2 separate regions of the Mus musculus genome follow, and region 1 is linked to region 2. Evidence: chromatin loops called from intact Hi-C (ENCODE). Cell type or tissue: heart. All regions are shown on one strand.

Region 1 (2,500 bases), 110 kb before region 2:
GAGGTAAGAGGTGGTCATGGATTTGAGGCCAAACAAGACTACATATAAGATCTTGTCTCAGACTGGATTGAGGGTAGACACAGAGGAAAAGAGAAAAGATACTAAATTCTGCCGCTTGGGGCTTGAATCGAGCTTCTTATTTGCTTCCACATCAGAAGACGGGATCTTTTTGAACCTCACGTAACTCTTGAGCCTGTTGGTCTAAGCCATAAACTTTTACAATCCAATCATCCATTCATAATTCCAAAAGGGCATTCTCATACTGCTGCTACATATTAAGGGAGTAGGGACCCTGCAGAGGTAAAGTTTTTATTTTAATTCCTCAAATGACTTTAAGCACAGCTATAGCATTAACTTCAATAGCAGAATGAGTTAAAAAACACTGGTCAGTGAGCTGATAATCTTCTCCAGCTTGGCTTCTTAGGTTTACTATGCAACAACATATTCCTTGGCACCAGAATCTATTTGCTGTGCTTTGATGCCAAGGATTACATGATCAGAACGCACTGAGTTTGGTTGGAAGGAGTTTTGCCTGGTAGAATTCAAAAGCAGTTTTTCCCTTTTAGGCTAGTTATTTGCTGAGATATATGAGTTATTAATGTGAAAGTAAATACTGTGGTCAGTGAGGCTTTGGTAGATAAACTGAACCTATAACCTATACATGTATGGTGGTTAGTAACCCATTTTCACATATGTGCTTAAATGAAGTACTTCAAATTATTATTTCATGGGCTATCAGGAATATTTCAAATATTAGACTTTTTCTATATCTGACCATTCATTTGGCTTTTATTCCAAGCTCCATGGCATACCCTGAAGTTATACGTGGATAAAACTTAGCTTTGGAATTCAAGGAGTTCACAAAGATTGCTATTATAGCACACCTGTTGCTGGGTCCATTGAACACAAAAAAAGTGAGTAATGAGAACAGAACGGGACATGAAAAGAGACACTGTGCTGAGACTGAGGCAAGAGCATCCCAGTCAGACAGGAAGGAAGCTACTGTGCTAATCCAGAACAAGCAAGCAGAACCGGCAGTCCCCCAACTCTGCCAAAGGCATCACAGGATGGGAGAAAGAGGCTTGACAGACCACAAGAGGCACCCAAGAGCTGATATGCCTTGTCCCAGAGATTGGATTCAATGAGAAGAGCAAACTGGAGGAACTAAGACTGGAAACAACAGAACAAATCAGAAATTTTTATGCCTGTCCAAATGAAAAATTGTGGCAATGGAATATTTTTTTTAGCTATGGAAAGAAATAAAGGACAAGACCATGCTGCAATACAAATGAACCAAAAAAGACATCATGCTAAGCAAAGGAAGATGACCACGAAGCCCATATAGTGTCTGATTGTATCTTTATGAAATGGTAGAACTGGCTAATTTATAGAGACAAGGTTGATTGGGGATTGCTGTGTGCTGGTAGCTAGGGGGAAGTGAAAAATAAGGAGTGTGGGACCCTTCCTAGGGTGATGAAATGTTCTAAACTAGATTTTGGTGAATAGACACATGGCTTTGTGTCTATGAGCCTCTGGGCTGTATGTAGCAAAGGATGGATTTGATGGTAGTAGCTCAGTGTCAGAATGCCTTACTATGAGTCCCTGAGATTGATCCCAAACTCACAAAATCAGACAGACAGACAGACACACACACACACACACATACACACCACATATACAGACACACAGAGCCACAAACACTGATACACACACACATATCCACAGACACACACACACACTCACACACTCAAAGACACACACACTGCACCGCCTCAGGTGTGCATTTCTTAATCAAAAAGCAAATGATGAAGTGGGAGAGGTCCCGATGCCCTGATTCTGTGCTGCTGGTCTGTGTGATGGACACCAGAGTTAAGGGCAGAGTGTATCAGTAAGCTAAGGATTCCATAACAAAGACCATGGGTTGAGTGCTTAAGTAACAAGAATTGATTCCCTGTGTTTCTGAAGGGCAGGGAAGCCCAAGGTCAAGATGCCTACAGGTCTAGTTGACTGTCCTCTTTCTAACAGATAGCTCCTCATGTGTTCTCACATAAAGAGAGGAAGAGAGAGCTGATCTATCCGAACCCTCTCCCTTTCCTTGTGAGGACACTAATCCTGTGGCAGAAACTTCACCCTTAATGACCCCTTGTAAATGTAATTGCCTCCCCAGGATTTACCTTCAAATGCCATCACATTAAGGATTGGGGCCTCAATACATACACTTGAGGGTAGTCAAGAAATCCATCCATACACGAATTACTAAGATGGTAATGAGAAACCGAGTCGCTAAGGAAACTATGACATGGCCAAAGACAAGGCAGATCTTCCCTGATGGTCTAGTTCCTGCCTTCTTCTTCCCTTATGTGTCTTTAAGCTTGTTCATTTGAGTAAAGACTAAGGCTTGGGCTAGACCATTAGGGAAGATTCCTGCTTAAGGAAGAGACTGAAGGACCTCTGAAGGTCGAAGATCATCAGCAAGCAAAGCAGTAAGCCAAAGCACTGA
Region 2 (2,500 bases):
ACCTGGTGCGTTCTATAGCCCAAAGCATGAGTTTATCTATAGAACTACATTGCAGAGAGCGGTAGCACAGAATTATTAGCAGCGTGTCGATTCCTTGAGACACCACACATCTGACCTTTCGTCTTCATCCGGAACCTTTCTTGTGGCCGTAAATAAGACACCAATACTGAACTCCTACTGGCCCGATTCCACCCATTAATACTGACGTCAATCTCACATCAGTCTTTCTGTCTTTCCACAGAAGAAACCCACTGGGTCTTAGCCTGTATGTGCCATGAGATAGAAGCCTAAGTCATTAAGATGTCCTGGGAGTTTAGAGGCAGGGGCTTTTGCTCAGTAATAGAGTGTTGGCCTAGGAAGTGCAACAAGGCCTTGTGTTTGGTTCCAACGATGAAAAGAAAAAAAAAAAAAAAAAAGATCCTGGGAAGGGTAACAAAGGAGACTTCTGTCAGCAATCAGGCCAGGGAGCCAAGAGAGCTAAGCGGATAAATTGCTTGCTTCAAAACTGAACATGTTGTTCCTGAACATAGTTCAAGATGTAAAAAATGAGCAAAGTGTCCTTGAGGAACCCAAACGGATGCTACTGAATCCATGTACTGTTATCGCTGAAAATAAATGAAAAGGGGAAACCCCGTTATCCCCTCCTAGAATCGATTTTCCTCTATCTTAAAAGGCAATATTGAACTAATCTGCTGGCGTTTAGAAGGAAAACCTTTGTCCAGGAGTGCTTCTCAAACTTAGGGGTCATATTTAAAGGCAAATCTGATTTTCTATATTTGAGTGGATCCCGGGAGTCCGTATTTCCCACACCCCGTTGAGGTTGGTGGACCGAAAACCCTGAAGAACACTACTGCCACCTGCTGGCTATAATTCACGTTGCAAAGCAAGGCCTAGAAAAACAAGTGTTGACCATTAGAGAGAGGCCTTAGAGCAGTTCTCCCTGTCTTCCGCTTCATCTCTGACTTTAGTGGACTCTTTAAACCACACTTGGATTTCGCTAATTTCCTGAAATCTTCATCTCAGGGGTTATGCTTGGATGTAGGCACTATGGGAGAAAGCCAGCTGGACAGGGAAGGCTAGAAGGCACTTGTAGACTTGGGATAAAAAGCTCTGAGATTTTCTGAAGATGGCGTTGAGGCAGACAAGCATCCCTGTGGTCTCCTCCAAACCTCCTCTGTTTTCAGTAAGCCGTTTCAGCCCGTTCTCAAGTTCAACTTTTTCTCCATCCACGAATCTGCGTCACCACTCCTCAATAATTACTTCTAACCAATTTCGCTTCAAACTTTGTCAACTCAGAAACATTTAGTACTTTCAACAGCCCCCTTCCTTGCCTATAGGGCTTTTTGTTAATGGAGGACAGGCAACACCAGCCCCAAAGAAGCCCTGCAGTTTAGGGACATGTGTGCAGTTCCGCCCATGCCCACAAGGGGGTGCTGGCCACTGGGTGTTCTTGGATGCTGTCGCTCAAAATTCCTTACTCTCCTGTCTCCCTTGAAATACTCCCTTTCTGAAATACTCTTGTCTGCCAAAAGCATTAATGCAACAATCCATTCTTCATTTTTTAAATTAATGTTAAGGCTATATGGACTCCAATAAGTGCCTCAGCCCCGCAGTGAACAGTCAGTTTTCCCATACTTAGTCGTTCGGGGTACCACTACAGAGGACGATATCCAACACGGATTTGCTAGCCGTGTAGCATTCATTGAAAGGTTGAAGCTAGCCTTCAGCCCCACCATCCCTCCCTCAGCTCTTACTGTCCCTCCTGCACGGCAGATCCACCTTACCCCTGGTTTTTGTTTTCTGCGGTTTTGATTACCCGTCATCAATTGCGATCTAAAAATAGTAAATGGAAAATTCTAGAAATAAATAACCCTCAAGGTTTTATTAGTTATTATAGTATATTGTCATAATTATTCTTCTTTGTTACTAGTTATTGCTAGTCTGTTAGTGTGTGTAACTTATAAATTAAGTTATATATAAGCTATATATAATTTAACTTATATAATATATATATTCATATATATATAGTTTAATTCATACCGGTGAATTTATATTACATATAATTATTGCCCATATATGTGAAAACAGCTAAAATATATCATTTAATTCATTTTTTTTTTATATTCCCCTGAGTGGGAGACAAGATGGTTAGGTAGGAGCACTCAGAGTCAGGCCAAATCACAGAATGCTTTTCTGTCCCTCAGACTGCAAAATTGACTTGTCCTTCTTAATTGATGGGAGCACCAGCATCGGCAAGCGCCGCTTCCGGATCCAGAAGCAGTTCCTAGCGGACGTCGTCCAGGCTCTTGACATCGGCCCTGCCGGTCCCCTCGTGGGTGTTGTTCAGTACGGGTAAGTGCAGCTCGTGCTGAGCCCGGCTATCCCTGCGCCCCTAGCTGCAAGCCACAATGTGTCCTGAAGGACTGATTTCATTCTCTTCTCTAATGCAAATGTAAAAAAAAAAAAAAAAAAAAAAAAAAAAGGATGCAACCCAGCTGCC

Evidence for each region. Peaks named below come from ENCODE experiments on the same cell type or tissue, not always from the same donor. Only the 100,000 strongest peaks of a DNase experiment are listed, where the experiment ranks them.
Region 1: a loop joins it to region 2, with 5 times the contacts of the local background. A loop is called at or near these places in 6 of 42 quality-filtered maps.

Annotation. Positions count from the first base shown.
Region 1 is chr17:78,495,904-78,498,403 of GRCm38, forward strand. No RefSeq gene overlaps it. Among named protein-coding and RNA genes, the nearest start is that of Vit, 11 kb to the right of the region's middle. In heart, a CTCF peak has its summit at 1,100; a DNase peak (open chromatin) is centred at 1,058; H3K27me3 peaks cover 311 bases.
Region 2 is chr17:78,603,217-78,605,716 of GRCm38, forward strand. Vit (vitrin) reads left to right here. Exons shown (of 14, transcript NM_028813.2): 10 at 2,205-2,352. Among named protein-coding and RNA genes, the nearest start is that of Gm32573, 16 kb to the left of the region's middle. In heart, CTCF peaks have their summits at 856 (motif pointing left) and 1,438 (motif pointing right); a DNase peak (open chromatin) is centred at 875; H3K27ac peaks cover 221 bases.